Regions from separate parts of the Homo sapiens genome. Here region 1 is linked to region 2. Evidence: chromatin loops called from intact Hi-C (ENCODE). Cell type or tissue: OCI-LY7. All regions are shown on one strand. Each heading gives the region's core, and the rest is flanking DNA. Links, peaks and the distances in the headings are about the cores only. Region 1 has its middle 26 kb from the start of GPR12. Region 2 has its middle 38 kb from the start of RNF6.

Region 1 (15,849 bases), core at 3,439-11,438, 600 kb after region 2:
ACTGTGTTTTGAATATTTTATTTCCTGGCATAAACAGTCATATATAACCGTGGGCTACTTCAGAAATTCATCTGCAAACTAGAAAGCATTTCTTGTGAAGTCTTGTGAGATTGGTTGCTTGGGAACCATTTGATAATCCTCATTCACTGAACCAATGAATAAAGGAAGAGGAAGCTGCTCACTGTCTGGAATGTCTTTTTTAGTGTTCCTCCATCAAACGCTAGAGGCTCTATATTTTTTGTAAATCTCTCAGGTTGCGGAGGCTGCAGAGCTGCGTAAGACACAAAACTGTTTTAAGAAGCCTAAAATCCATCTAGACAACTTTTCTCTGTGCCTGAATGCTCCTGTGCAGGAAAGGGATTGCAGCTACAGGTCTGAGAGTAAAAACTAGTGTGTCAGTTATACCTGAAAGGGGGCTCATGCCTACAATTCCAGCACTTTGGGAGGCCAAGGCAGGTGGATCACTTGAGGTCAGGAGTTTGAGACCAGCCTGGCCAACATAGTGAAACCCAAACTCTACTGAAAATACAAAAATTAGCTGGGCGTGGTGGTACATACCTGTGGTTCCAGCAACTCAGGAGGCTGAGGCAGGAGAATCGCTTGAGTCTGGGAGACAGAGGCTGCAGTGAGTCAAGATCGTGCTACTGCAGCCTGGGCGACAGGGCGAGACTCTGTCTCAAAAAAAGAAGAATGGTAAGATCAGGGAAGAAAAGAGATAAGGCTCCCATGTCAGACCATTACCATGAAAAAAGGAAGGAAGATATATGAAGAAGGAAGAAAGATGTAATAACTGATTTGTAGTATGTAAGTGAGTTAAAGAAATTGGAAATACATACCCACAATCCATTATTTACAATTTCAATGTTCAAAACCTGAGAGGTTTTTTTTTTTCTTTCTTTCTCATTTGGTAGAAAAACCTGACCCAAAATCATGTGAGGTAAATTAAGGTCTTAATTCATTACACTATTCATACCCCTTGCTGCAGAAATGCTAATGAGTTTAATTATGGGGTACTAGTCTCAGACTGGCCCCAAAGGGAGTTATATAAAATATGAAGTTTGTATTATATTAGAAATCTGAAAATTTCTGAAATCAGGAACATATCTGGCCTCAAAGGTTTTGGATAAGGAATTGTGGATCTGCTTAGCATACCTAGGAGGCAGAGAAAAGAGCCTCCAAAAATGACAAGCACAGGAGGAAGCCTGGCTGCTTCCAGTAGACTGTTTTATCTGTGCGGTTCCCTCCTTGGGAAATGAAATAGCATCATGATAATTAGATACGCTTCTGCTCTTGTTTTCTGGATGAAAGGCTTCAAATGTATGTTTTTTTCCTATGGCACCGAGTTCTGAGCAAAGTGTTGGATGAAGTGAATAATCAAGGAAACTGAGCTGGCCTGGAGTTCTGAGTGTGGCCAGCACGGACAAGATGTGCCCCCCACTAGTCACAACACACATGTGTGTGCACACACACATGCACACAGTGCTGATGACTCAAGACCAGCAGAGTCTTTTCCCTGGGGTGGAGAGAGGAAGTGGAAGTGTGGAATTGGAGGGTGGCAGGGAGAAGCAAGACAGGGAAAATGAATCAGTCATTTGGTGGGATACAAAGAAATGAAGACCAATTTATAGAAGGTAAATGTGGAGTAAGACTGCATAAGTGTGTAAGTGTATGTGTGTGTGTGAGAGTGTGTGTGTGTTGGTTGCTTTTTATCCTCAGCCTGCAAGCACAAAGTCAGCATCCCAAGTAAAACTAGGGAGCTGTCCTATATACGCTTCACACACGGGGATTTTAAGACCAGCCCTTTTGCTGTCTACATCAGTCTCCAACAACAAAACGGATGCATCTGTTCTCTCAGAACCTTGGCTAAAGTCTCAAAGCTGAGTGACAAGAACTCTTTAGTCTAAAAGAAGGTTCTGGACTCATCCATGCAGAAGTTGTTAAAATATAGCTAGGTCAGCCCAATAACTTCTCCCTCAGGCTTGATGAGGAGACTAGAGTTTTACTCTGGAGAAGTCTTTGACGGGGATTTGTGGACACAGAGTGCGGTGGCAGTTCTGTTCTATGGCAGGGCAGGGAGGGTGCATCTCCCCACTGACCTTGAGCTGGGCAGAGGAGCCCCAGGAGAGCACTCCACAGACATGGAGCTGCTGTAAGTGCCTCATTTCACCGCCAGCTTGCTGAGCTGTAAGAACAACTCGCAGGCCTGGCCCATGCTGGAAAGGGTATGCTATGCATCCCTTCGAGTTTGGGGGCACACATGAGGAAAGCATCTGGTATCTGTCTCTCTCCTGCATCTTTCTGATGGGGGGTATGGCTGGAGCCAGTTATGGCAGAATGAAGAGAAGTCACTGTGGGACAGGCTGCTCTCACACATTTGGGGTCCCATGGAGGGAAATGAGGCTCACATCCTCTTGGAGGACCCCACCCAAGAGCACTGACTGCTAGGACAAGGGATTTTAGCCCAATGAGCTAAAGGTATATTGCTGAGGTGTAGGTGCTACAGGAGTGGCCAAAATGGAGAAGCCCAAGAATGTAGCTCACAAAAGAGCACCAAAAGAAAAATCAAGGAAGAAAGAATGCATTTGAAAGTCTACCAATGCAGAAGGCAATGGCAGACAAGGGGGAGTATAAACAGCACTGGCTAATCATGAAGGTCCTTTGTCACTATAACCTCCATACTCCTCCCTCCTCCCCCATCTCATCTCAACTTTGAAGGAGACAGAAGTTATAGGAAGGGGATGAAGGTGGATCAAAGAATGTTATAAGTCAAACCAAGCATACCCCTCATTTTCCTAACTCCTGTTCTCCTGAACTGTGGTTGGGTATGAAAAGGAAAGAGAAGAGGTTGCTGATTATTCCTGTTGTTGAGTAGTTGGCTATCAACCTAATTATCTTTCCTGATTGGGATACATTGTGCCTCCTAGATCCATGGATTCACATTGTTCATCCATTCTGGAAAATTATCTCTTTATATACTGCCTTTCCTCCATTCTTTCAATTCTTTCCTTCTGGAACTCTGATTAGATGTATCTTAGATGGTCTCATTCAATATTCCACATCTGTTATCATTTCTTTAATAGTTTCCACATCTTTAACTCTTGGCTATATTCTGGATAATTTCTTTGGTTGCAATTCCTAGTTCACAATTGTCTCTTCAACTGTATCTAATCTGCCATTTGACCCATTCACTGAGTTTTTATTTCAATTAAGATAATTTTGGTGTTGCTTCTAGAATTTAGATTTTTAAAACTCCATCTGATTATTTCTAATCATTTCTTGCTGTTTGATAACCTTTGTGGTTGCATTTCTAATTTCTTTTATCTCTAATATGTGGCTATTCTATATCTTCTATCTGATGATTCCAATGTCTACAGCATTTGGCTATCTAAATCTGTGGTCTGTTGTTTTTGCTAACTCTCTCAGTTACAGTACCTTTCTCTTGGATTGTAAGTGCACTGATCTTAATCTGTGTGAGTATTGTGGGTCTAAACTGCGGTTTCCAGAAGCTCTCCTGCAGAGTATTTGCTTTGACTTTTGCCAGAAGCCTGGGTGCAATCATCAGCTGAAGATTTGTTTAGCCCCTGTTGTGAATTTAGGCTCAGTTTGAGAGTCCCTGACTCCTCTTCTCAGCCCTTTTCTGACTTATCTCCCATACGACTGCTGCTATCAGTGATTGCTGAGAGGGAATCCTTCTCCTTCCTCCTAGCTTCCTGCCACCCTGGCCTGATCCCTTGCCCAGCAAGTGGGTGTTTGCAGAGCAGGGTCAGGGGCCAGGACTAAGAGTAGACAGAGCCTGGGAAACAGGGAGGTCCCTGGTGTAAGGGGGACACTGGTTACATTTTGGGAGTCAGGCTTGAAGAACCAGGAATGCCGAAAGTCAAAATGGCAAAGTTCATAGCCTAAATGGCCAAAGGTCAGGAGTTCAGGGCAGAGATCCCAGAGCATCTGATTTTCAGGCCCATGTTCTTTGCACTTCATGTGCATCCTGTGGTGGAGCTGGCCCTGTGACCATGACCATGAAGGTGCAGAACTGTGCAGATGCAGCTCCTGCCAGAGCAAATGTGCAGGAAGGCTGGGCGCATGATTACTGCCTCTCCAGGACCAGCCCTACACAACCTGCCTCACTCTGGGAGCCCCCAGTACACTGGCCTCACAGGTGTGTGCAATCCCATGAAATGTGCTGTGGAGCTAAGAAGAGCTTCTGTGCCATGTCAGATGGAGCTCCTCTGACACTCAGCAAAACTTGTGCTGGGAAAAGAGTCTCAGGTTGCCCCAGAAGGCTCCAAGGCCTTCAGTTCAATGGCAAGGTGTAGTCTCACCTGGAATTCATTTAATTAATTCCTTGGGGGGAAGCCAAGGATCCCCTCCAGTTTTGGGGTTCCCACAGCTGTTTGTTGAGTGAGGGTCCCACAGGAGCCCATACAAAGCCTGGGCTGAGCTGAGAGGTGACCTCGGTGGTCTTCAGTTGGCTGTGACTCAATCTTACTGTGGAACGTACATTTCCATAGAACTAGGGCAGAAGTCGTTGTCAGAGTCACATAGGTGCCTTGAGGAAGGAGCCAGGACTTGAGACCCTAGGGCTGATGGATTCTCTTTGCTACCTGAAGCACGTACACACCAAGTATGGGCAAGCTTGTCTATGGAATTAAATCTGAATGTTGATGATGAAAGTGAGAATAAAAGCATAATATGAATTTTATGTATTGCTAGGGATTTTTTTTCTCATAAGAAGGAAAACATGAGCATATTCGTAAATATAGTTTTCTTACATCAGGACAGATGGATATGACCATTTGAATAAGATTGGAACCTTAGCTCTTAAAGCAGGGGATCGGCTTTCTGTCTTTAACAAACTCAGATATGCAGAGGCCAGAAAAGTAGGATCATTGTAGTTAAAAACACGAGTCAGCCACTGAAAAGCATCTCTCTAAGCAGTTGGATTTCAGCTGATTTGGTAAATATTAATATAGCCCTGTGTTTCATTTACTCTTGGATGCATAAAGCATCAAGTCTTCTTTTTCTTATGAATACTCTAAATTAATTTCCTGAAGACAATTTTAGAAGCCTTGTTTTAAAACGTTTAGGGAAAAATGTCTACCAAGGTGATTATTCTGCAGAAAGCCATATTCCTTTTGATGTGTATCAAGGCATGTTTAACTTGACTCGGTAAGTAAGCATTGAGCACTCTGGACATGAGAAATACAACAGTGAGCACAATGAAAAGGCCTCCATCCCTGAAAGCTCATCACCTCGTAGGGGAGGTGACAAAAAGTAAATCAACAAACACAACAATTGTGATTGCAGTAAGTTTTGTGAAGGCAATTTTTGTTAGACAAGAAATTCTGTTAGAACAGGAGTTTGATAAAGATTCATGTCTCCTCTGTGGGTGCCACATGCCCACTGTCTGTCCCGGTCAGGAGGGGTGATCTGGTGGCAGGACAGGCTGGTAAGTGCAGTAGAGCCAGGAAGCTGCAATTGAGGAGCTGTGCACTGGAACTGAGGAAGCAAGACAGGAAAAGGAAGCCCACTCCACCCCTAGTCATGGACCTGCCTCTAGTCACGTTACCGTGGAAGTTCCCAGAACACTCTGTGCTTCTCTCCACTTAGCTCCTAGACTTTCCGCTGGCTACTGTACTCTTAGGTTCCAGGACCAAGAAAAGCCTTAGGTTGTCCCACGTGGTACCTTTTATTATTAAGATACAGGAGAGGAAAAAGGAAATGGCAACCCCTATGCAGTGGCCTTGAGTTGGCAGTAGCCTGGTGGTGCTGCAGCTCAGGGGTGTGCAGGCAACGCGGTCACAGCCCCCAAGCAGGAGGTCCCCACTGCATCTGGCTCAGGCTCTATCTCCAGTGTGATTCAGCTACACCACTGCTGCTGCAACCTGACACACCCAATCACTACAGCATTCCTTGTGCCCTGTCCCTTGGTCAACCTCAGTCTCCCTACATCTTATGTTCTCACTCTGATATTTTCTGCCTGCCTGGGCTGCTCCTCGTTTTGTATAGATGATTTGTAACGGACAGAACTTTGCAGCAACTGTTCAACCCTCTGGGTCAGGTGCCCATGGCCGGTGCTACCACCTGCAGTGCCTGTGAAAGGGGAAGTTCCCTTGTTCCCCTCGCAGGGCGTGCGATGGGGGAGTGGCTTGCTTCTTCAGTGCCCCGCTGCTCAAATCTCTAGGGGAGCCTACAGGCGGGCAGGCTGTGGGGCGCCGACCCTACAGCAGTGTCTAGATGAATGTTTACAGCTCCTGAAGCCCCGTGGGCATGTGCTACAGGGTGCTTTCTTAGTTTGCTGTCTATAGGCGCTTATGTTAGCTCCATTAGACCCTCTACCTTGTCGCAAGGACAGAGAGCTTTCTGTATCCCGGGTTCTTGCCTTGGAGTACCAGAAGAATCGGATCACACCTGGGCTTGGAGAATGAGTGCAAGGTTTTGTTGAGTCGAGGTAGCTCTCAGCATATGAGGGAAGTCAGAAGGGGATGGAGCAGGAAGATTTTTCCCTGGAGTCAGGCCACTCAGCGGCTCAGCAGCCTGGGCTCTCCTCAGACTGCCTCAGCCAAACTCTGCATCGTTCTGCTTCTGCCTCAGCCAAACTCTGCATCATTCGGCTTCTACCGGTGGCCTGCCGGCATGCAGGCACTGGAGATCCAGCTGTCTGTGTGTCTGCCTACTAGGGTATCCGGGTTTTTATAGGCACAGGATGGGGGCATGGCATTTGGGCAGGAAATGCCTGTCCTCCCCGACGTCGGTGGGGGTGGAGCCCTAGCCAGGGACCACGCCCTCCTCTACCCAGCACTTCCCTTCCCCGTATCGTTTAAAGGGACCAGCTGTTCCCTTCCCAGCACTTCCCTATCACCTGCAGGCAAATTGGAGAAGAGATTCCCCTCCAGAGCAGATGATTCTAAAAGGGCTTGTCTTTGGGTGGACTAATTCAAAAAGGAGCCCTTTCCCCAGGCTGTGGCACCCCCAGCAAGTACATGCTTTTCGGCAGCTGAACACTGCCTGGATTTCAGACCTCAACTGCCCTCTAGGCCAAGTGTCTTCTTCAAAGCACAACCTGCACATGTAGTAGCCCTGCAGGTGTGAATTCTCGATCCCAGCAGCTTACTCACGGAGGTGGGGTCAGGTGGTACAAACATGCCCTCTGGGTAGGAAGCCATTCAGAAGAAAGCTGGGGCTGGAGTGGACACCCGAGCCTTCCCAGACTGGTCTGTGGGCACTGTCACTACAGGAATTGCCGGACCAATGGAAAAAGGTATTCTTTCATCTTCTCCTGGTGGCATGGACAACCAGGCCTTTGGGTTCTAGAACTGTGGGCTCCCTTGCCCTAGAAGTCATAGGGAGTTGGTCCAAGTAGCAGAGATTTCCACTTTTAAATAGTCAGTGAAGGGCAAGACAAAAAGCCCATGTCTCAGTGAACTGCTGACCAGCAGCCCCTGCTACAGAAAAGAGACTGCATTCACATTTCCAGGTAGCTTGTGTGGGGTTGTTTTAAACAGATAAGAGAATGCCCTCTTTTGGTGGCAATTGTAACATTTTATAGCAACTGAAAAGCTAGAATCTTTGATAGGTGTGATTTACAAGCAATCTATTTTTTGTGGTCAAAAAAAGTTCAAATAAATGTTTCCAGGTGTCAGCGCCTGGTGGTGTGGCTTTGACTTTTAGACAAGAACAGATGGCTGGTATTTTGGGTTATGCAGATCCAAATTCATTTTGGAATCAGGGAGAAGACACAGTTCATACTAAATCTTCTCTGCATGAAAATAGCCTGAAAGCAGAGGAAAAATTCTCTGACATCACTTCCCAATTATTCCTGACTGGGTAAGCACCGGAGTGACCCAAGGAATAGGGGAGGGCTGGGGAGTCACACTGTCAAATAAAGTCTGGCTCCAAGTTGTCACTTGCTCCCAAGGATGAGTAGCCACTTGGAGCCAAATCTGGTTTGGTTTGGAATAAAAAGAAATGGAGCACTTCCTGCTCTGTGTGTTGGGAGTCACACAGCAATTCGTGCCTGTTCCAGCTGCTCCTCCACCACCAGCTCCTGAGTCCAAGTCACTTCGTGTCTTCCCTGAACCACTCCCATAACTGCCTCTGGGGGCCTGCATTCACGAGGTGCCCTCCAGAACATTCTCCACTCTGCATCCAGGGACAGCTTGTGAAGGCAAACATGCTAATTTCACCAGCCCTGTGCTCCTTCCTATTCAAACCCCCTTCTGTGGCTGCCATTGCTCTGTGGCTGCCATTGCTCTGAGAACCCCATTCTAGATACTGGAATCCAGAATGGGGTTCATAGGACACACTAGCTGCATTTTGCTCCACACTCCATCTTGCTCTCGGAACTCTATCCTACTACCTTCTTTCTCCAAAAACACCCAAATCCCTCCCATCTTGAGCATTTGCATGCACCTTCCTTCCCCTGGACTGCCTTCCCCTTCCATCTAATGCACACCCATCCTTAGACCTCCTGTCAGCCCCGACTCCCCAGGGCAGTTTTTCCAGAATCTTCTGATGGGTCAGATCATGTATTTATTTGACATGATTAAATAGATACAGCAATATAGCTCTTTTCAGTATAGATCTTTGTCATGCAGGTGTCACAGTTGTGAGCTTACATTTGTGATATGAATTTTACCAATGCCCTTCCCCACAGTCTGTAGATACCATGTGGGCAGGGTCCTCTGTGAGCATTCGCTCCTTAATTATTTTGCTCACTGCCATATCTTCAATACCGCATGCTGTGGCCAGCATAAGTAGATCTTCCCGTACTGTTGCCACATGAGTGAATCAATGACTATAGAACCATCAAGCATTTGTCAACAGATGGCCCATGAGGACTGCCAAGGAACTTGAGGCAGTCTGAAAACTCTAGGATCCAAACAGTCTGAAAGCATCAAGGCTATGTGATCTCAAAGGGCCTGTTAGGTCATAAAATGGTCTAATTGTATGATAATGAGGGAGGATTTTTAGGCAAATGATGGATGGAAAGGAACAGACTGGAAATGAGCTAATAGAAAGAAAGAAAACAGAAAACATGGCTAAAAGACTTTTTTTCCTTCCCATGCTTTTATGGTGATTTCACCTTATTCATTGCTTCTCACATAGTGACTTCTGCTCACTCCTTTCTGCCTTACTCAGGGGCTGTGTTTTATTTCCCTGTATATGCTGAATGTTCTGAATCATGTGCAGCAAACAGTAGGTACTCAACAAATGCCTGCTGAATAGAAAGATCAATATATCACTTAAACAGATATGAACACAATGACATTATTCTCCAATGTTAAATCAGATTTTATAGTAATAACTGATTGTGGTCATTGGATTATTTTACTGTGGTTTCATTAACTGTTTGGGAATCTGTGTACTGTATTAACCTCCTGACCTGTTTCATGTAACTCAATGGGTGACTTGAAAGGGTTTGTGATAACAGGGCTGGGAAGGTTTCATGCCCTCAATCTGACTATCTCCTTTTGGGCAGGTAGCATGGTTTGCACACCCCTGGGCAGTTGATCTCTTGCACCACCTCTCCTGTCTGCTCCTCCTGGCTCTAGTCACTAGTCCTTCCCTCATCTCTGCTCCTGTCCTGTGTTTGGTAACAGATGCAGCAACCACTGTAGGATAGAAACACATAGCTTTGGAAGCTACCAGCTCTGTTTCTGTAAAAATGTATTTATTTAACCTAAGAGTTTACTCAACTCAGTTTGACCCATTTTGTTCAGAAATATGTCTGTCACTACTTTCTGGATGGTTCTTAAAAAGAGTTTCAGCTAATGCAACCAACTTGTTACCCTGAGACCGAAAGCAGGGGGTCTGAAATTACAAACACTTAGAGTGGATATTTGGTTGGATTTGGGCAGTTGCCAGGGATCGTCTGCTAATTTTCCCTTCCCTAAAGAAGCTGTATCTCCAGGCCTTTGCTCACGCTATTCCTTCTGCTTAGAACACCCTCTCTCTGGCCCTCCTTGCCTCACTAAATTCAGCTCATCCTTGAGTTCTCAGCTTAGACTGCACTTCCCTCTGGAAACCTCCTTGGGCCCTGACACCCTGGGCAAGGGACTGCTCCTCAGAGCTCCCGGCACCTGGTGGGTTCCCTGGAACAGCTTCTAACACACCATATTTACTTATTTCTATTTCCCATTACACCTAAAGCTGAGTGAGCCTGTATCTTAGCTCTTGCCAATTTCCAAGGACCTAAAATAATGCCTGGCACGTAGTAGAGACTTAAATATTTGTTTGCTGCTAGATGAACAGATCCAGGAGTCCTCTCATTTCACTGTGCCTGGGAATAAGTCTCCCTGAGACACAGGGGGACTGACGGAGCTGGGCTTTTCCTTGGGGACCAGAGGTTTAGGACTAACTTGGGACTGAGGGCCGGCCTGGAGCTCTCCCTGCATGTGCACAGTGAGATAGGTTACAAGTGAGCTTTTTTTTTTTTTTTAAATCATTTTCTTTGTTTGTTTGAAATGGAGTCTCACTCTGTTACCCAGGCTGGAGTGCAGTGGCGCAATATCAGCTCACTGCAACCTCTGCCTCCTGCATTCAAGCGATTCTCCTGCCTTAGCTGCCTGAGTAGCTGGAATTACAGGCACCCGCCACCACACCTGGCTAATTTTTGTATTTTTAGTAGAAATGGGGTTTCAGCCTGTTGATCAGGCTGGTCTTGAACTTCTGACCTCAGGTGATCCACCAGCCTTGGCCTCCCAATGTGCTGGGATTACAGACGTTTATCATTTCATTAGATTACAGCCTGTTTATCATTTCATTAGAAACCTCTTTTATAACAATTTTATTTTATTTTGTTATATACCTTAATGACTAAGTGCTTATTCTCATTGATCATAATAAAAATAACAAAAAAGTTTGTGATGAAAAGACAGAAACCATTTAGCTATAAAATATCATATCAATTTGTCTCATATAGCCATATATTAAGAGCATTTTTTGGCCAGGTGCAGTGGCTCACGCCTGTAATCCCAGCACTTTGGGAGGCTGAGGCGGGTGGATCACAAGGTCAGGAATTAGAGACCAGCCTGGCCAATATGGTGAAACCCCTTCTCTACTAAAAATACAAAACTTAGCTGGGTGTGGTGGCATACACCTGTAGTCCCAGCTACTTGGGAGGCTGAGGCAGGAGAATCACTTGAACCTGGGAGGCGGAGGTTGCAGTGAGCCGAGATCTTGCCACTGCACTCCAGGCTGGGCAACAGAGTGACACTCTGTCTCAAAAAAAAAAAGAAGTTAGCATTTTTTATTAAAGGTGACTAGATTCTTTTGAGAAGAAGAATCTCTCTCACAGTTGCCATTTAATTATCTTTCTAGATATAATTTGTACAAAAGTGTGTGGGCGTTTTTTTAAAAAAAGAAAAACGCATTCTATGCACCTTTAATGTTGAAGGAAAACTTATTAACAGTATTACATCATCTTTTTGGTTCATCACAGTCTGCTAATACTTTACAATTCAAATAAATGGCCTGGAGGCTAGATAAGACCATTTTCATAATTTTAAAGGGAAATAAATTTCTGTTCTTCTTATTGTATTTCTAATCAGGCACTCACCTTTCAGAGGATGCCATATCCCAGATTAATTCAGCAAATGGCACTTCTATGTGGAATAATGCATGACTGTGTGCCTTTTGGTTTTCAGGACACAGCGTGTAGAGGGCTTATAACAAAATTCTCACCCTTTTAATATCAAGGGATGGTGAGGGCATGCATTTTTTTCCAGGCAAATTCCATATTGTATATCATTTGTAAAAACATTGACTAACTGCCTCTTTTAAAAATCAGGGAGTGCATTGCACTCAGGCACACAGAAAAGAGGTAGCATCACTTCAGTGAGCAGAACTATCTTATCCGTAAGATTTCCTCCAGCAAGGTAATTCTATTTATTTTACCCCTGAGGAGGGTTGGGATGGTTTTTAATGTAGCAGGTAGAGCTTCGAGGGAAGACAGATTCAAAACTTGCTCCACCAGCCTTGACAGTATCATGAAATACAGGAATGGTGTTTGCACTAACAGAAAGGAGCCTTTGTGTCTTCTTAGTTGCATTTACATTTCAGGTGCGCTGCTGTGTTTGGGCTGCAAGTAATTAACCTCATCGCTCATCAGAGGACATGGACTGAGCACCGGCCTCTGTGTGCGAGGACTGGCAAGGTGCAGAGTTACTGAGATCTGGAAACCCCATCTCCCCTCTCCAGGAAATTACATGCACAGGAATAATACAAAGAAACAAAGGAGGGACTGGAGAACACAAAGCAGCAATGTGGGGAAGGGAGGAGGCAGTGCCCACAGGAAGCCAGGGTGAGGTCCACTCCCTGCTCTCCAGCAGGCCCTCAGTGCCTCTCAGTTCTGATATGCTTTGGCTGTGTCCCCAACCAAATCTCATCGTGAATTGGAGCCCTCATAATTCCCAACTGTTGTGGGAGGGACCAGATGGAGATCATTGAATTATGGGGGTGGTTTTGCCCATACCGGTCTTGTGGTAGTGAATAAGTCTCATGAGATCTGATGGTTTTATAAATGAGAATTTCCCCACACAAGCTCTCTTGCCTGATGCCATGCTTCTTCTTTGCCTTCCACCATAATTGTGAGGCCTCCCCGGCCATGTGGAACTGTGAGTCCATTAAACCTCTTTTTCTTTATAAATTACCCAGTCTCGGGTATGTCTTTATTAGCAGCATGAGAACAGACTAATACAAGCTCCATCCCCAAGCCTGGCCTTCCACGTGCCACCCCTTCCCATTGGAAGAGCTCCCTCATTCTCTGCTGACAAACTCCCACCTGTCTGAAGGTGGCAACAATGGCATCTCCTTCTGAAGAAGCTGGCAACAATGGCATCTCCTTCTGAAGAAGCTGGCAACAATGGCATCTCCTCAGACAGCCCTTCTGGACGACTGCCCCCTCTGCTACCCTGGGTCCCCCTTAGTCTCTCCTGGTATATACCTACCTAACAGAGTTGTTGTCAGACTGAGCAAGCCTAGATGCAGGGAACTCAGGGCAGTGCAGCTACGGTGGATGCCGCCTTCCCTGGAATATCACTCCCACCCTTCAATTCATTCCGCCATTGTTTTCAGTGGTGTCTCCTGCCTCTTATCCTTTCTCACGGAATTCGCTGTGTTGGGATGCCCTCCACTAACCTGGCTGACTTCTTTATCCTTCAAGACCTTTGAGATGCACCTTAAATGCCAGTCCTCTGCGGAAGCTGACCTCAGAGCTCCAGTCTGCATTCCTCCCTGCATGCTGCGTGTACCTCTGTAACAGCACTTAGTTCCCCTTCTCCTGGTGAACTCCAGTATTGCCCATCTTTGCAACCGAAGACCTACCACAGAATAGGCATCTCTGCCTTTTTTTTTTTTTTTTTTTTTTTTTGAGATGGAGTCTTCACTCTGTCGCCCAGGCTGGAGTGCATTGGCGCGATATCGGCTCACTGCAAGCTCCGCCTCCCGGGTTCACGCCATTCTCCTGCTTCAGCCTCCCGAGTAGCTGGGGCTACAGGCATCTGTCACCATGCCTGGCTAATTTTTGTATTTTTAGTAGAGACAGGGTTTCACCGTGTTAGCCAGGATGGTCTCAATCTCCTGACCTTGTGATCCGCCCACCTCGGCCTCCCAAAGTACTGGGATTATAGGCGTGAGCCGAATAGGCATCTCATAATTATTTTTGTATAAATGACATTGATGGGGTTCAGGACACCTTACTCCAAAATATGGTATGATGGCATTGAGGAAACAGCAGAAGCAGGAGGGTTGCTCTTAGACCTTCTCCTGTCCTTCTCCCCTAAAGCAGGCCATAAAAGAATTCTCTGACCTTTCTCTCATCCAAGAGGTGGACCTCCCAATACACAGAGAAAAAGAACATCCTTACTTCTGAAGACACAGGGATACAGAAAAGACTCTGAACAAACAAGCCTTCCAAAATTCCCCCAGCGTATTGCCTTTATTCAAGGTCACACCCCTTTATTCAATCACACTTCTCCATGATTGTCCACTCTTCATCAAACCTATGCATAAAAATACACAGGTTTCCCTGTGTCTTTGGGTCTCCATTTCCTTATGAAGACTCCCATGTCACATAAAACGTATATTAAATGAATCCGAATGTTTTTTCTCTTGTTAATCTTTCTCTTTTTTCAATAGATGCCTCAGCCATGAACCTTGCAATGGGTGAAGAAAAGATATTACATTTTCTCCCCCCACAACATCATCTAGACTAGTCTAATCGCTTTCAAATAAGAAAATGAAGTACAGTTGTCCCTTGGAGTATCCATAGGGGATTGGTTCCAGGACCCCTTACAGATAACAAGATCCAAGGATGCTCAAGTCCCTGAGATAAAATGGCATGTTATTTGCATATGACCTTCACACATCCTCCATATACTTTCAATCAGCTCGAGATCACTTATAATACCTAATGCAATGTAAATGTCATGTAAACAGGTGCTTACTGTTTTGTCTTTAATTTATATCTTTTATGTTGTATTGGTTTTGTTTTTTGTTTTTTGAGACAAAGTTTCACTCTCGTCACCCAGGCTGGAGTGCAATGACGATGATCTCGGCTCACTGCAATCTCCACCTCTCGGGTTCAAACGATTCTCCTGCGTCAGCCTCCCTAGTAGCTGGGATTACAGATGCATGCCACCAGGCCCGGCTAATTTTTGTATTTCAGTAGACAGGGTTTCACCATGTTGGCCAGGCTGGTCTCGAACTTCCAACCTCAGGTGATCCGCCCACCTTGGCCTCCCAAAGTTCTGGGATTACAGGTGTGAGCCACTACGCCTGGCCTGTATTGGTATTCTTTATTGTTGTTTTTTCTCACATACTTTCAATCTGTGGTTGGTTGAATCTGAAGATGTGGAGCCCATGGATACAGAAGGCCGACTGTGCAAGGAGGGGCGGTTTCTCAACCATGGTCACACAGCTGGTTTGTCACAAGGTTGAGATGAGAGTCGAAGCTCTTGAGGGCCATCCCCAGGCCTTCCTACCGGGTCAGGTGATAGTTATTTCCAGGCTGTCTTTAAGGTATTGCTGTTTAAAGGAAGACTGAATATAAAGAGATATAAACCATCTCTAATGAGGGTTCAAATAAATATTTATGATGTGGATATTAGCCCTAAAACTAGCCCTACAGATATGAAACAAAATGTCATTCAGGATTAGTAACTTGCATGTGTGTTTAAAAATGCAGAATGGACTGGGCACAGTGGCTCATGCCTGTAATCCCAGCACTTTGGGAGGCTGAGGCAGGCGGATCATGAGGTCAGGAGATAGAGGCCATCCTGGCCAACATGGTGGAACCCTGTCTCTACTAAAAACACAAAAATTATATGGGCATGGTGGTGCGTGCCTATAATCCCAGTTACTTGGGAGGCTGAGGCAGGAGAATTGCTTGAACCAGAGAGTCAGAGGTTGCAGTGAGCCGAGATTGCACCACTGCACTCCAGCCTGGTGACAGAGCAAGACTCTGTCTCACAAAAAAAAAAAAAAAAAAAAAAAATGCAGACTGTCCTCTTGGCCAAATGGTGAATTTGAGGAGTATGAGGGGTGTGTGTTCACTTATGCATTCTTCACTTGCCTACATTCACTGAATGCCTATGACATGCCAGGCATGTGTTATGTGTCTATAGTCTACCGGTAGAAGGTGGACATGGGGCAGATAAGTGAAGTATGCATGGGGGGGTGTTATGAGCTGTAAGCACAGAAGGGAGCACTTGGCACTTGGTGATTGTTTGTGAATAGATAAAATCAGGTGGATAATTGGAATGGCTTCCTGAAGGGCTTAGAGCCCCCTCAGAGATGGGGAGGACAGGTGCAAGCCGCTACCTGGTGAAGCGGGAGACAGGTGAGAAGTAT
Region 2 (15,849 bases), core at 4,421-12,420:
CCTGTGAATCTACTAAAAATACAAAAATTAGCCAAGTGTGATGGCACATGCCTGTAATCCCAGCTACTCAGGAGGCTGAGGCAGGAGAATCACTTGAACCCAGGAGGCAGTGGTTGCAGTGAGCCGAGGTGGCGCGATTGCACTCCAGCCTGGGAGACAGAGTGAGACTCGGTCTCAAAAAAACAAACTAACATACAAACAAAAGAATATGCCAGGTGAAGACAGAGACACAAAGTGGAGAATGCCAAATGATGACAGCAACAGATATTAGACTGATGGGTCTACAAGCCAAGAAGGAAAGATCGGCGGGGACCACCAGAGCTAGGAAAAGGCAAGGTAGGTTTCTGTCCAGAGTCTCAGAGGGAGAATGAACCTCTGACACCTTAATCTTGAACTTCTAGTTTCAGACCTGTGAGAGAACACATCTATGATGGTTTAAGCCAGCAGTTTGTGGAAGCCCTAGGAAAGTGAGAGAAAGACAAACCTCCTGGAAGCAGTGTCTATACCAGCGACTCTACTTCATTGACTCCCATTCACTCCTCAACTCAGTAGAAACTGGCTGCCACAACTCCATAGAGACCACTTTGCCAAGGTCACCAATATCCTGGTTGTCAACAGATCTAGTGGATTCTTCATAGACTCTCTCGTTACCTCCTGGCAGCATCCTCTTCCTCTGCCCTTCTCTAACATGTCACTGTCCATCAGTCAGAGTTCTGTCTTGGTTTCTTTCTCTTCTAATGTTAAGCACTCAGTGGGAGAGCCTATCTATAATTCAACACACAGGTGATAACCATAACCATGAGAGTGGCCCTGACAGTATATGCCCAAAACCCAACTCACCCAAACCTCTTCCACCTTACATTTCCTGTATCTCAAGAAAAGGCTTCACAACCTATCCTCTTGTTCTAGCCAGAAACCTAAGTACCACCCTTCAGCTTACCCTCCACATCCAATTGATAAACGATTTCCTCCTAAATATTTTCCTATCTACCATCTCTGCCAAAAGGCTACGGCAAGCCACTAGCTTGCATTTCTCAGCTGCATTGGTGCAAGAGCCTCCCAGCTCTAGCTATGCCCTACTCCACCATGTTATTTCTTTCTAAAACACAAATATGATGTGTCACTCTGCTTAAAAACACTACTGTCAACTGGGTGCAGTGGCTCATGTCTGTAATCCCAGCACTTTGGGAGGCCAAGGTGGGCAAACCACCTGAGGTCAGGAGTTTGAGACCAGCCTGGCCAACATGGTGAAACCCCATCTCTACTAAAAATACAAAAAAATTTAGCCAGGCATGGTGGCAGGCACCTGTAATCCCAGCTACTCAGGAGGCTGAGGTGGGAGAATCGCTTGAACCTGGGAGGCAGAGGTTGCAGTGAGACAAGATCACACCACTGCACTCCAGCCTGGGCAACAGAGAGAGACTCCACCTCAAAAAATAAAATTAAATAAAATCCCTTAATTGAGTAGCTAATATGCAACAGAAATTTGTTTCTCACAGTTCTGAAGGCTAAGAAGCCCATCAAGATCCCAGCAGTCAGTGTCTTGGGAGGGCTTACTTTCTTGTTCAGAGATGGTGCCTTCTCACTGTGTCCTCATGTGGTGAAACGGGAGAGGGGTCTCTCTGGGGCCTCTTTTATGAGGGCATTAGTCCCATTCATGAGGGCTCTATCCCCATGACCTAAACACCTCCCAAAGGCCCCACGTCCTAATACCATCATCTGGGGGATTAGCATTTCAACATGTGAATGTGGGCGGGGGTGGGGGAGGGCACCCAAAAACATTCAGACCATTTTCTTTTCTTCCCCCTTGGCGGACCAGGTGTCTGCCTGGTCCGTGTGTGTGTGTGTGTGTGTGTGTGTGTGTGTGTGTGTGTGTGTGTGTGTGGTGAGAAAGCTTAAGATCTATCCTCAGCAGATTTCAACTATATAATATTGTATTGTTAACTACAGTCATCAGATGTATATTAGATCTCCAGAATTTATTCATTTGCATAACCAAAACTTGGACCCCTTGACCAATATCTCCCCATTTTCCCCTCCCCTGAGCACCTGGCAGCCAGCATTCTACTGTCTGCTTCTATGAGTTTTGACTATTTTAGATCCCACATATAAGTGAGATCATGCAGTGTTTGTTTTTCTGTGTCTGACTTATTTCACTTAGTATAATGTCCTCCAGATTCATCCATGTTGTCGCAAAGGACAAGCTTACCTTCTTTGTTAAGACTAAATAATATTTCATTGTATATATTGTTAAGCAGAAATGCTGTGCACTGGTGTTAATTCCTAGGAGAAGAACACTGTGCACCAGTTATCAATCCCAGAGGAGGACTCTAAACACCTTGCCAGTTTCTGCTAAAGTTCCTAGTCTGGCAGGAGGTTTTGCACAAACCCAGCTGCCAGAGTTCTGTAAGGGTTCTTGACTCTGGCAGGGGCTCAGAGCAGATCTAGCTGCCATAGCAGTCATACCTGTACAATTTGCATTCTTAGATCTAGTCGACGAGACAGACACTCGCATAACAAGTCAGGCAAAGAAAATGTATTACCCACAGATAGACAGCAAGAATCAACAGAAGCCTAGAATCCATGGCAAGCCAGTCTCCCAAGGATCAGGAGAGCTGCATGGAGTGAATGGAGTCTCATCTGCCTGTACCTCACTTCACACTGTAGCTGAGAGACCCCAAAAGCACTCCACTCTGGGTTCTGTATCCCAGGGGCATTTGGGATCACTGAGTACAAGCATTGCAGGACCTCCTGTTCTGGGAGGGACAAGGACAAAGCCCAGGCTATTCTGAACAGTTCCTTCTTATCTCACGGCTCTGCATTCTCAGCACATTCTATTCTTATGAGAACTGTAAGTGGGAAGGAGAAGTGCTATGTCTGCCAAGACCATTCAGGGTCCTGTCCTCCTGCAATGCATTCCCCCAAACCAGGTACCCCCTTAGCAAGGCCAGTCCACCTCACACACCCAGCGACCTCCTTGGATCCAGAGGCAGAGGTTTGTCTCTTAAGATAGATGTATAGATGTAGCACGTTGACTGACACGATCTCAGGGCAACATCATTGAACTTTCACCAGAATACACTTCACTAGGCCCAGGAGGACGACTACCACAAGCAGGACATCCAGGCTGGCCTGAAGCAGAGTCTAGTCCAGGATCCCAGCAGTCAAGGCAAGAAGTTGCTAAAGAATCAAAGAAGGATCCTCAGGTGGCTCTGCTGTCTGCAGCCAGCGACCCTGCTTCTGGGCCTCTTCCGCTTGTGTCCCTATAAGCCTGAGGTGTTTATCCAGGTACAGCAGGAGCCATTGGCAGTAACCCAAATGACACCCTGTTCTACCCCCAGATAATCAAGGGCTATATCCAGTTATCCATCGCCATCTTGGCTAGTGAGCCCAGTGACCCTGTTGGCCCCAAATAGCTCCAGCTGTAGTGTGAGCTATCTCTACCACAATCAAAGACAGTCATGTACTATTCTTTTTTCCAGAGCATGTACACCTATGCTGGGTATGAGGACATGGTCAGCAGAGTGGAACCAGCTGTCTGTTTGTCTTCCTACTAGGGTGTCTCAAGCAACCCTGCAACATGTCAAGAGTGTGGGGCCTTTCCAGTTTAGAGGGTCACCTTTCACAAACAGTTGAAAACCCAAAATTCCAAAACAGCAGGCCCCATTTGAGGGTGACAGGTACTCTGCAGCCCAGGAGACCCCTCAAAGGAACATATAACCCAGGGAACCACATGTCACTCTGGTCAGAGAGCAGTTGATATAAAAGTCTCTGATCCCATTGTACACAGCCTGTGACTGGTTTAGCCATGAGTTAAGTAGCAGGATAAATTTGCAGAATCTGTGGACCTTGCCATACCATTGCTGATGTTTAAAGTCTGTCTCTGACTTTATGTCCGTATTCCAGACAACCCACATTTAAGGTGTCTTTCCCTGATTAGAACCATTGATGGCTATTGGGACGTCCATCAGATTGGCAATAGGCCACACATGGACTATTGGCATTTGGGAGGAAATGCTCCAAATATCTGGGTGGCAGATCCTGCAAAGCGTCCAGTCACCACCTGCTGCCACTGCTGTGCCAATATTCACCAATGTGTTGTCAGTCCAGGGCCCACTGGGTATTCTAAAGGAACCCGAAGGGGAGAGGCTAGTTTCCCCAACCCTTGCCTGCTTCCTGCACTTCCTGTAGTCGGAGATGTTCTTGTCTATCACTTGGGGTGCTGGCTGTCCAGGTATTGTAACCCAGTCTGTTTGTCCAGTCCTGAGGTTACTACCTCTGCAGCTCCTGCTGCCCTGCTTCTTAACCTAGACCTTCCTCCATCAGCCTTCCAGTCTAGGAAGGGGGGTCACATCCTGTACTTGACAAGGCACCGGACTAGATCCAGGTACTCCTTGGTTCCATTCCCCGCCCCTGTGCACCCAGGAAAAGCAGCACCAGGGAAAGCATGGCTTCCAGATTAGAGTCGGGGGCTCTGCCTGGGGTACTACAATGGCCTGAACTGCAGAGCACCTCCAGGATGTGCACTCTAAAGGAAGAAAGGAAAAAGAATGGTTGGGAACACCAAGATTGGGATGCCATAGGCAGGCAGAGGCCGATCAGGCGTCTGTCTTGTCCTTGAAGAATCTAGTCACTCAGTTGGCATTCTCCTGACCAAATGCCTAGGCTGTTGGCAACAGCCTGTGAAACCGTGAAAATGTAGCAAGAGGTGATGTCAGGGGTGGCCTGCACAGCCATAACCACTGCAGGTAGTGTAACCCATTGGGTGGAAATGTCCACGTCCAGTCTCAGTCAAAAGATGGTCAACCCAGTGGACTCTGCCTGCATTCAGTTTCAGAGCTGTCAGTAAACCAAGCTATACCATTGGTAGGTATGTCTCTGTATCTTGGACCCCTGCCCACAGAAGGAGGGGAGGTCAAGACCAAGGGGATTCCTCTTGGCATCAAGCAGTGGTTAGAGTGATGCAGATAAAATGCTCCAATGCTTTTCTATGCAACCATCTTCAGTTTTTGTGCTCCAGTGGGATGCTACAGGTTCTTAATTATACTCTGGAGCACTCTCAGAACTATTTTCCTTGGTAGATAAATTGCCGTTTTTGCAGGACAAGAGCTGGTGCCTCCTCATCCACCATCTTGCTGAAGTCATTTCTCTTCAATTCTCAATCACATCTTTTGAGTTGTTTTTATTTCTTGACCCAGGATCTAATCAAGGATCAAACAGCTAGCCTTCTTTAATCTGGAACAAATAGTTCCTCCATATTTCTAAAAAAATCTTCATGACATTGACCTTTTTTAAGGCTTATTTTATAAAACTCTTCTGATAATTTAATTGAAAACACGTATCTCCAGAAGTTTTCAAAAATGCTTTAAGCAGGTGTGGAGAGAGGACACACAAAATACTTTAATGATTAACAAATTATCACACTTACAATAAAACATTATTACATAAAGCAAATAGCATGGATTGAAATGTGGTGTTTCACGATCATTCTCATGTCTATTTTTATTCTTATTTCTAGACATTTTTGAAGAGTTCAGACCCATCGATTTAAAGAATGTCCCTTATTTAGGTTTGTCTCTTTGCTTCCTCAAATTAAATTTGGCAAAAATGTTACATAGGACAGAATGCCCTCCTCAATGAATCACATCAGGGGTTATAAAATATCAGTGTGTCATTTTATTGATGATAAATTGATCATCTAATTAAAATAGTGTTTTCCAAATTTCTTCATTGTAAATGGTATTTTTCCATTTGTAATTAACAAAGAATCTGTGGCTGGGCATGCGGGCTTATGCCTGTAATCCCAGCACTTTGGGAGACAGAGGTGGGCCGATTGCTTCAGCCCAGGAGTTCAAGACCAGCCTGAGCAACAGAGAGAAACCACATTGCTACAAAAAATTAGCTGGGCATGGTGGCACACACCTGTAGTCCCAGCTACTCAGGAGGCTAAGGTAGGAGGATTGCTTGAGCCTGGGAGATCAAGGCCACAATGAGCCATGATCATGCCACTGCAGGCCAATTTGGGTAACAGAGTGAGACCCTGTCTCAAGAAAAAAAAGAAAATCTGTTATTTTCAGAAATTCTGATTACCATACACAACTTGGTATCCCACAGAACCTATTAACAGATTTGAAAAAAGAATTTCTTTGGTGACCTTGAGTAGCCAAATGGCTGGGAACATTGAGTTAGCATGCGGGCTTTGAGGTAAGAATTCTGGGAGATTTGTACCCTTTGGATACTGTGGCTGGATTTTATGCTGCTGCATAATTTTCTTTCCTGACATTTGTTTTTGAGCCAAGTACAGCCTTTCCCCCAGTTTAGCCTCTGCTGAAAGGCACTTTAAAATGTGTTTGAACACTGAACTATTCAAGTCAAAAAGACATGCTGTTCTATAGAAATCTGTTATATGCTTTTGCTCTAAAAGTATTTGAGGCTTAAAAATCAGCAAAACTACAATAGTATCATTCAGTTTGCTTTCAAATGGGAAAAACTTGTAAAACTTGACACACGAGAACAGATTCACTAATTGTTTTCCCTTTATAGAGTATTGACCATGACATTACAGAGAAATACAATAAATTGTGAAGGAAGCCTCACAATTTAGAAGCGCCAATGTGAGGAGCTCAAAATCAATGAGACATGTAAAGCAATTCTACTTTTTCTTCCTTCCTTTCTTTCCCCACTCTGCCTAGACACTTTGGGCATCTGTGTATATTTGCTGGTAGGTGTTTTATTTGTGAGATAGGATGGGGATCAGGACTCTAATTCACTTATGATCATTTGCCTCCCTGCGTATATCCATAGTAGATTGTGAGCAACTTGAAGGTAGGAGCAGCTTAAACAGATTCTGAAACATATTACTTTTTGCAGAAGTGAAACTGAGAAGGTAAAATGGAATGTTAGCCATGCAGTAAAAAATAGTTTTGGACTAATACAGAATAGCAACTGAATTATTTATATATACAATTCGCAGCTTAGCAAACAATTTCATGGTTAACTGCATTCTGTGCTATACTTTTCACTCATATTCTCACAGAAAGTATAGATTACTTTGCTTGAAAATTCATAAAAAATCTACAATATATTCCTCGAATTATTTATATATTTTTATATATATAAAATATAGGTTTTTTTATACTTATTTATATATGTAATATATACAATATTTATTTTTTTATAATTATTCATATATATACATACTGGTGGAGCTGCCCTCCACCAGCAGATAAATAAAATATATATATATATATATATATATATATTTTTTTTTTTTTTTTTTTTTTTTTTGAGACAGAGTCTCGCTCTGTTGCTCAGGCTGGAGTGCAGTGACACGATCTCGGCTCACTGCAAGCTCCGTCTCCTTAGGTTCACGCCATTCTCCTGCCTCAGCCTCCCGAGTAGCTGGGGCTACAGGTGCCCGCCACCCACCACGCCAGGCTAATGTTTTGTATTTTTAGCAGAGACGGGGTTCCACCCTGTTAGCCAGGATGGTCTCGATCTCCTGACCTCGTGATTCGCCCGTCTCGGCCTCCCAAAGTGCTGGGATTACGGGCGTGAGCCACCGCGCCCGGCCGCCTCAAATTATATTCTAATCAGTCTCCCTCAGTTTAGCCTCTGCATAAAGGCACTTTAAAAGTCTTCGAACACTGAACTCTCAAGTGAAAAAGACATGTTGTTGTATAAAAATCTGTTTTATGCTTTTTGCTCTAGAAGTCTCTAAGGCTTAAAAATCAGCAGGGCATATTCTGCTATCAAAACTACAACAGTATAATTTAGTTGTCTTCAAAGTAAAAAGATTTGTAAGACTTGACATATGAGAACAGATTATCTAATTGTTTCCCCTTTATTGAGTATTGGCCATGATGTTACAGAGACGAACATTCAGTTTTGAGTCACTTCTACTCGCAGATGTTTCAACGTTTCCTGGTCCATAATGACTGCACAATACGAGTATCTCTGCCTTTTAAAGCTGTTCTGGCTTAAAACAATGCCTCACCTTACATTTTCTATGAGTGAAAATAACGTAGATTGAATGCTAAGCATACACACTGTGCAGGCCACAAAGGATAAATCTGTGGACTCCTGCAGAAGGCAGGCGATCCAAAGCAAATGTCCTTAGCTGCCCTCCACCAGTAGAGGGCAGCCCTCTCCCTACAAACTGTCTACCTAGTGAGCTCCAAAGTGCGCTGCAGGAAATTATTTTAGAACTTGTAGGTATTGTTATCATTTTATTGATTGATTGATTGATTGACTATTAAGACAGGATTTCACTCAGCCACCCCAAGCTGTAGTGAAGTGGCACAAACACGGTTCATTGCAGCCTCAACTTCCCAGGATCAAGCCATTCTCCCACCTCAGCCTCCCAAGCAGCTGGGACAACAGGCGCACACCACCATGCCCGGCTAATTTTTTCAAATTATTTTTTGTACAGATGGGATCTCACTATGCTGCCCACGCTGGTCTCGAACTAATGGGCTCAAGCTATCTGACCGCCTCGGCCTCCAAAAGTGCTGGAGTTACAGGCATGAGCCATCATCCCCGACCAAGGTATTATTTTTATTTTAGCTTTTTAAAATTTCTATTTGGTGTGCTCTTTGTAATAATACATAAATATATATATGAGCATGCATTACATTTTTATAACTTATAAATAAATACATATACATATACATTTGAAGTGCATTTTTTTTAAAAAAAGTTGTTACTTGGCTGGGCACAGTGGCTCACGCCTGTAATCCCAGCACTTTGGGAGGCCGAGGTGGGCGGATCACGAGGTCAAGAGATCGAGACTATCCTGGCCAACATGGTGAAACCCCGTCTCTACTAAAAATACAAAAAATTAGCCTGGCGTGGTGGCAGGCGCCTGTTATCACAGCTACTTGGGAGGCTGAGGCAGGAGAATCGCTTGAACCCGGGAGGCGGAGGTTGCAGTGAGCCGAGATCGTGCCACTGCACTCCAGCCTGGGCAAAACGAGCGAAACCCTGTCTCAAAAAAAAGTTGTTACTTAAAGTAATGCATTGTCAACAGAAGTGTAGAGGCCATGATTCTAAACTTGTGTTCTCTACGCCTAACTACGAACCTTGTGCCTTTCCAAAACCAAAGGTCACACTTCTGGAAAGTTCCTTCCTCCCTCACATTCAATATCTATTTAGAGAACACACACTATGTCCTAGCTTCTGCTAGGTTCTGAAAATACAGTAAGAGGCAAAAGAGCCATAGCCCCTCCCACCCCGTGCCCTTATGAAACTTGCAGTCTACATAAACATAGATATGAAACAAACACAAAATGTATGTTTTAACCCTAAAATGCGATAGGGAAGCCAGTCAGACGATTTACTCGGGAGTAAGAATTCAGGTCATTCACCAAGGCGCCCATGTCAAAGCTTCATCACCCGCCTCGCGGCCCTAAAACGTGTCAGAGTCATGATACACACAACGCAGAGGAAAAGTTCAAAAACAGATCTTAAAAAGAGAAGTGAAAGCAAGCGATCAAAACATTTCTGGAAATCTGACACATCTGGAGTGCCGTGTGGAGACGCCAGGGCGCGTGGAGCTTTGAGCAGTTAAAAACCCAGACCGGGAGGCCAGTGCGTGTGTAAGACCGCGTTTCTCTGCAAGGCTGTCCCGCGGCAGGAACGCGCTCGTTGGGCCGCAGAGCAAGAGCGGGACGCGCCGGGGGGCGTCTGCGTGGCACGTGGGCCCCGCAGCCAGTCGCGCTACCGACTGGCAGTCAGCGGAGACGCTTCGGAGCAGGTCTGTTAGGGCGCGCGCACACACATGCACGTGCACGAGCGCACGTACACGCGCACACCGCCAGCGCGGACCCTGACGGGGCCGAGCCTCGGAATTGGGCCTCCTCGGCCGCCGTCGTCTTCTCAGCTCTCACAGGGCCCGCAGCGGCGCTATACCTTCGGCCACAGGTAGCGCGTTCCTTCGCTGTGCTGACCGTCGATCCCGGGGGCGCTAGAGCGCCGGCTCCGGGGAGGGCAGGGAAGCGTCAGGGACCTTTCTTCTTCTTTTTTTTTTTTTCTTTTTTTGAGACGGAGTCTCGTTCTGTCGCCCAGGCTGGAGTGTAGTGGCGCGATCTCGGCTCACTGCAATTTCCGCCTCCCAGGTTCACGCCATTCTCCTGCCTCAGCCTCCCGAGTAGCTGGGACTACAGGCGCCCGCCACCACGCCCGGCTAATTTTGTGTATTTTTAGTAGAGACGGGGTTTCACCGTGTTAGCCAGGATGGTCTCGATCTCCTGACTTCGTGATCCACCCACCTCGGCCTCCCAAAGTGCTGAGATTACAGGCATGAGCCACCGCGCCCGGCAAGCGTCAGGGACCTTTCTAGAGCCTTGCTTGGCCTGAGGTCCGGGACTGGGGCTGTCCCCGCTTCCTGTTTCTGCCATCAGTGGGGCCACAGGCCTGAAGACGGCTTGTACCGCCACCTTGGGCGCCTCTGCTCCTGGCTGCGACGTGGGGCGTCCTAGCCTTCGGACCGGGAACCTGATAGGAGACGAATAGAAAGGGGGAAAGCCCTGGAAAATTAAGCCGGCACAAGAAGGGGGAAACGTTTGGAGGTCAGGCAAGGCTGATGGCCTTGGGGATCGCGGAGCAGGAGGCTTACTGGGATGTCCAGTGTGAGAATGTCAGCCCGTGAGCTCTGGTGTGCAAGAAAAATGCCTCTTTTCTGGATTTCAGGTGAATTTCTGACTCCTCTGGGCTACATACGACCACCCTTCCCTGGCCCCCTCTGGTGAACTGGTTATAAAAGAAAAATTACCCTAGTTCTTCCTGCGGTCCCCTCCCCAGGGATTAGGCCAAGTTCTGGAAGCTTATTGGGTGACTTAGTGGGTATGTTAATGGTTAAGTAACGTACCCAAGGTCTTATTGCCAATCAGTGGCAAAGTCAGGATTCAAATGCAGATCTCTTGGACTCCAGAGGCTGGAGTTTATTAAATGTTTAGCCCCAGCTCTATTTGATTTTGGGGGTTTTTTAAGACAGTCTCTATCTGTTGCCCAGGATGGAGTGCAGTGGTGCAATCTTAGCTCACTGCAGCCTTGAACTGTTGGGCTTAAGCAGTCCTCCTGCCTCAGCCTCCCAACTAGCTGGGACTACAGGCGTGTGCCACCACACCTGGTTCCTAGCTCTATTTGAGACCACAGTGGCCTGAAGTGTAAAGCACACTGGACACTAGGTGTCAAAAAATAGAACTAGAAGTCAACAAGTGATCTAAAACAAGATTCTGTAGGTGTCTGGGCATCAGTTTCATCATCTGGGTGAAATGGACTTGAACCTGTTAATATCCAAGGTCCCTTCAGCCCTAATAGTCTAGGAATTCTAGAGAGTGTAACTGCTCATTTGCAGGCTGCCATCCAGACCATCACAACTGTCTTGTGGCTCATGGAGACTTTCAGATTGATGCAGTGGCTCCAAGGCGAAGTGACCTCAATTGCTGATGCAAAACTAGATTCTATAAGTGTAAACTGGTGGTTCACAAGGACAGGTGAGAAGTGCTGATGGTGGCAAGGGAGGCAATTATAACAATATCCCTCCCCTTCTACCCCATCCTCCACCCCACTTGTGACAGACATAGACAAGGACTTAATTGTGGCACAGAGGAAGGGCAACTGACTCTTGAGACCAGTGAATCTGTAGTCAAAACGCACTGATCACTGTTGAATAACTACTGGAATTATCAAGAGTCTGGCTGAATTTACATTTTACTTTCCAAAACAAATATAACCAAAAATTCCAGTCACTGCATAAGCCAGAAGCAGGTGACACACAGAAGTGAAGACTGAGGGGAGTTTAGGTGAAAGCTGCAGCTGTTCTCTCCCTTTTAGTGGGGGCTTTAGTTGGACAAGTCAAAAGAGCTTTTTTTTTTTTTTTTTTTTTTTTTTTTTTGAGATGAAGTCTCACTCTGTTGCCAGGCTGGAGTGGCATGATCTCGGCTCACTGCAACCTCTGCCTCTTCAGTTCAAGCACTTATCCTGCCTCAGCCTCCCAAGTAGCTGGGACTACAGGCACATGCCACCATGCCCGGTTAATTTTTGTATTTTTAGTAGAGATGAGGTTTCAACATGTTGGCCAGGATGGTCTCAATCTCTTGACCTCGTGATCTGCCCACCTTGGCCTCCCAAAGTGATGGGATTACAAGCATGAGCCACTGCGCCCGGCTCAGAACAGATTTCTGAAGAGGTTGTATGCAAACTGATTATTGTAGACTCAAAGGCTTACACTCCCATGAAGTAAGAGGGAGCTTTCTTAAATGTAAGATAGAATCAAAATATTCCTAGTAGCCAGGGATGGTGGCTAACGCCCGTAATCCCAGCACTTTGGGAGGCCGAGGCAGGTGGATCACCTGAGGTCAGGAGTTTGAGACCAGCCTGGCCAACATGGTGAAACTATGTCTCTACTAAAATACAAAAATTAGCTGGGTGTGGTGGCGGGCACCTGTAGTCCCAGCTACTGGGAAGGCTGAGGCAGGAGAATCGCTTGAACCCGGGAGGCGGAGGTTGCAGTGAGCCAAGGTCATGCCACTGCACTGCAGCCTGGGCGACAGAGCCAGACTCCATCTCAAAAAAAACGCTTCCTATTGTAATAGATCGTTGGATGAAAATATGCCACCTTGCCTCAATTACTCTAAATCAAATAACAGGCTTAGTGTGAGTTGGAATAAACCTATCAATGGCTACATTTTTTGTTTATGTATATCTGTGTTCATACGAAATTTCATATTTCATGCCAAGGAGGAAATGGAAAACTCCTAAAACTTTCAGAAGGGAAACTATTCTCATTTAAAGGCAGTTTGCCCCAATCTTAAGGAAACTCTGCCTGTTTTTGCTTCAGGCTTCCTTTTACAGAATCCAGAGGGGTAGAAAGTGATTTAGCTTCATCCTCAGCACATTGGATGATGAAACTTCAGACTGAGTTTGAGACAGGTAGCATTCATCCACTCTCATTTTTAAGCTCCTTGGAGATAGAGATTTCACAGTCTGCTTAATAAACCACTTCCATGTTTGTTTATTTATTTACACTCTCTGCTCAATTTTGCTGTAACCACTTCTGTGTTTAATAACCCTTACTGTTGGAATTGTTTTCCTGACTCTAATCCAATCACTACTCTGACAGTTTAGCATTTTGGATTCTTAGATCTGGAAAATATGGAAAATAGCCTTAAAGATCACTGTATTCATTTTCCACAAATTTGATGGATTAAAACACACAGATTAATTTTCTTACAGTTCTGTGCATTAGAAATCCAACACAGGTCTCACGGGGCTAAAATCAAGGTGTTGGCAGGACTGTGACCCTTAATGGAGGGTGCAGAGGTAAATCTTTTCCTTGCCCTTTCTACCCTTTAGAAACCGATCGAATGTGGTTTGTGGCCCTCTTCCTCCGTCTTCAAAGCCAGCAATGTTGCATCTCTGACCATTCTTCACATTTTCCTCTGACTCAACTCAGCAGGGAAAGGTTCTCTGAGGACACGTGAATAGATTGGGCCCGCCCTGATAATCCAGGATCATCTCCCTATTTTAAGATTTTTAATTTAATCACATCTACAAGATCTTTTTCCATATAAGGCAACATATTTATAGATTCTAGATATTAGGATGTAAACATCTTCAGAGGGTGAGGTGGGGGCATCGTTTTTCTACCTATCATAGTTATCTCTTCCAACTCACTTCTCAAAGCTGGAATCCCTCCTATGTGACTTCTGACAGATGCTTACCTAACTCAGTACTTCCACTGATGTGGAGGTTGCTGATTCATGAAGCTGCCAAGGAGAATGTTGGCCAACCCTAAATGTGAGGAAATTCTTCTGTTCAGTTACGATTCACATACATGGGTTCTTACCTTAAGCACAGGAGAAAACCTCACCTTGTATCCCCATAACACACCCAACACATGAAATTTTAAAAATATTTCAAGACAGCAAATGTTCTATTCATCAATTGAACATTTGAACACCTATGATATGTGGGTGCTATTCTAGGCTCCAGCAATAAAATGATTAATCAGCCAGACAAGGTTTACTACTGTTAATGTGACCTAATTCATCATTGTTTGCCACCTCTCTTCCTCAAAGGATGCAATGGCCAGTGGATTCATGGGTTCATCATCATCAGTATCAACATTGTGATCTTTTTGGTCATTTAGCATGAAACAAAAATCTATAAATCCAAAGGTGCTGAGTCATATGAAATGTCGGAATAGAGTGACCATCCATAAATTAGTTCTGAGAATACAGAATCATCATCCAGCTCCAGTGTTCAGTAGGCCAAGTCTCATTAAAGGATGCCATAAAATGAGAACATTAAACACTAATAAATAGGTGATATTCCATGGAACAGCCTTTCCATTTAGAAAAAAAGACATTTTAAGTTGGAGGGCAGGAGTGGTTTAATCGATTGTTCAATACACAATGTTGAGATAATTGGCCATCTGTTTAGAAGGAAAAAAATGGCTAAGGGACATTCTTATCTCCAACCATTCATAAAAGCTAATTCCAATGGATTAAATATATCTAAATGCATTCATTCATTCAACAAATAGTTATTAAGCCACTATCCTGTTCAAGTTGCTGTGGATAAAAAAATCACACAAAAATCTCCTTTCTTGTGGAGCCTACATTCTAGTGCAGAGTGGCGGTCAATTAATAAATAAGCAGTTAGCTTATTTATTTGATATGGTTTGGCTCTATGTCCCCAAATCTCATCTCAAATTGTAATCCCCACATGTCAAGGGAGGGGACCTGGTGGGAGGTGATTGGATCATGGGGGCAGTTTCCCTCATGCTGTTTTCATGATAGTGAATGAGTTCTCACAAGATCTGATGGTTTAAAAGTGCTTGGCAGTTCTCTCCTCACTCTCTTTCTCCCGCTGCCTTGTGAAGAAGGCGCTTGCTTCCCTGTCACTTTCCACCATGACTGTGAGTTTCCTGAGGCCTCCCCAGCCATGCAGAACTCAGTCAAATAAACCTCTTTATAAATCACTCAGTCTCAGGTAGTTATTTATAGAAGTGTAAAAATGGACTAATACAGTTGGTGATATGTGTTATGGAGGAATAAAAGCAGGGAAGAGAAGTAGGGAACAGGAGTTTACAATTTCGTACAGATTATTTAGGGAAAGCATTGCTATAAAGATGACATTTGAGTAAAGACTTAAATGAGGTGAAGAAGTTGGCCATGCAGTAATGGAGGGAGGATTTTCTAGGCAGAGGTAATGTGTAATAAAGGGCCCTATAATGGGAGCATGTTTTTTGAGAAATATTTAGCCTAAATGGCTGAAGTTAAGTGAGCAGAGGAACAATCATAGGAAACAAGATCAGAGAGATAGCCGGGGATGAGATCATGTAGAAGTTTGATAGTCATTTTAAGAATTTTGGCTTTTTCAAGTAAGATAGGAAGTTGCATTATATGATTTACATTTTAATGGAATCACTCTTATTTTTATATTGAAAATGGGCAAAGGCAGAAGCAGGGAGACCAGTTAGGAGGCCACCACAATAATCCAGTGGAAAGAGAACAATGGCTAGGAACAGAGTGGTAGTAGTGATGGTGGTTAGAAGTAGTTGTTTCTGAATATATTGAAGGCAAAGCCAATAGAATTTGCTCATGGATTGGTTGTGTAGGCAAAAGAAAAAGAGGAGTCAAGGATGATGTGGCTGGAGAGTCTACGATGGCCCCCAATTATCCCTGCCATCTGGTATTCATGCCCTTGTGTAATAGTCTTCCCTTGAGGGTAGGCTGGACTCAGTGGCCTGCTTCTAATTAGAAGAATATTACAAAGGTGGTGGGATATCACTTTCATGATTAGATTATGTGATATTTTTACATCTGTCATACTAGCAGACTC

Evidence for each region. Hi-C counts contacts between places; a loop is a spot of excess contacts. Peaks named below come from ENCODE experiments on the same cell type or tissue, not always from the same donor. Only the 100,000 strongest peaks of a DNase experiment are listed, where the experiment ranks them.
Region 1: a loop joins it to region 2, with 2.7 times the contacts of the local background. A loop is called at or near these places in 2 of 110 quality-filtered maps.

The regions. Positions count from the first base shown.
Region 1 is chr13:26,779,341-26,795,189 of GRCh38, forward strand. No RefSeq gene overlaps it. Among named protein-coding and RNA genes, the nearest start is that of GPR12, 26 kb to the left of the region's middle. RefSeq lists enhancers at 5,628-6,243, 6,026-6,075 and a silencer at 6,776-6,825. In OCI-LY7, for the core only: CTCF peaks have their summits at 7,508 (motif pointing left) and 7,708; DNase peaks (open chromatin) are centred at 6,121, 6,701 and 7,501; H3K4me3 peaks cover 2,071 bases; H3K27ac peaks cover 2,538 bases.
Region 2 is chr13:26,176,758-26,192,606 of GRCh38, forward strand. It overlaps a transcript of RNF6 not described here. Among named protein-coding and RNA genes, the nearest start is that of RNF6, 38 kb to the right of the region's middle. RefSeq lists enhancers at 9,388-9,557, 9,608-9,657. In OCI-LY7, for the core only: CTCF peaks have their summits at 8,139 (motif pointing right), 8,339, 9,946 and 10,151; DNase peaks (open chromatin) are centred at 8,134, 9,504 and 9,834; H3K4me3 peaks cover 1,586 bases; H3K27ac peaks cover 1,275 bases.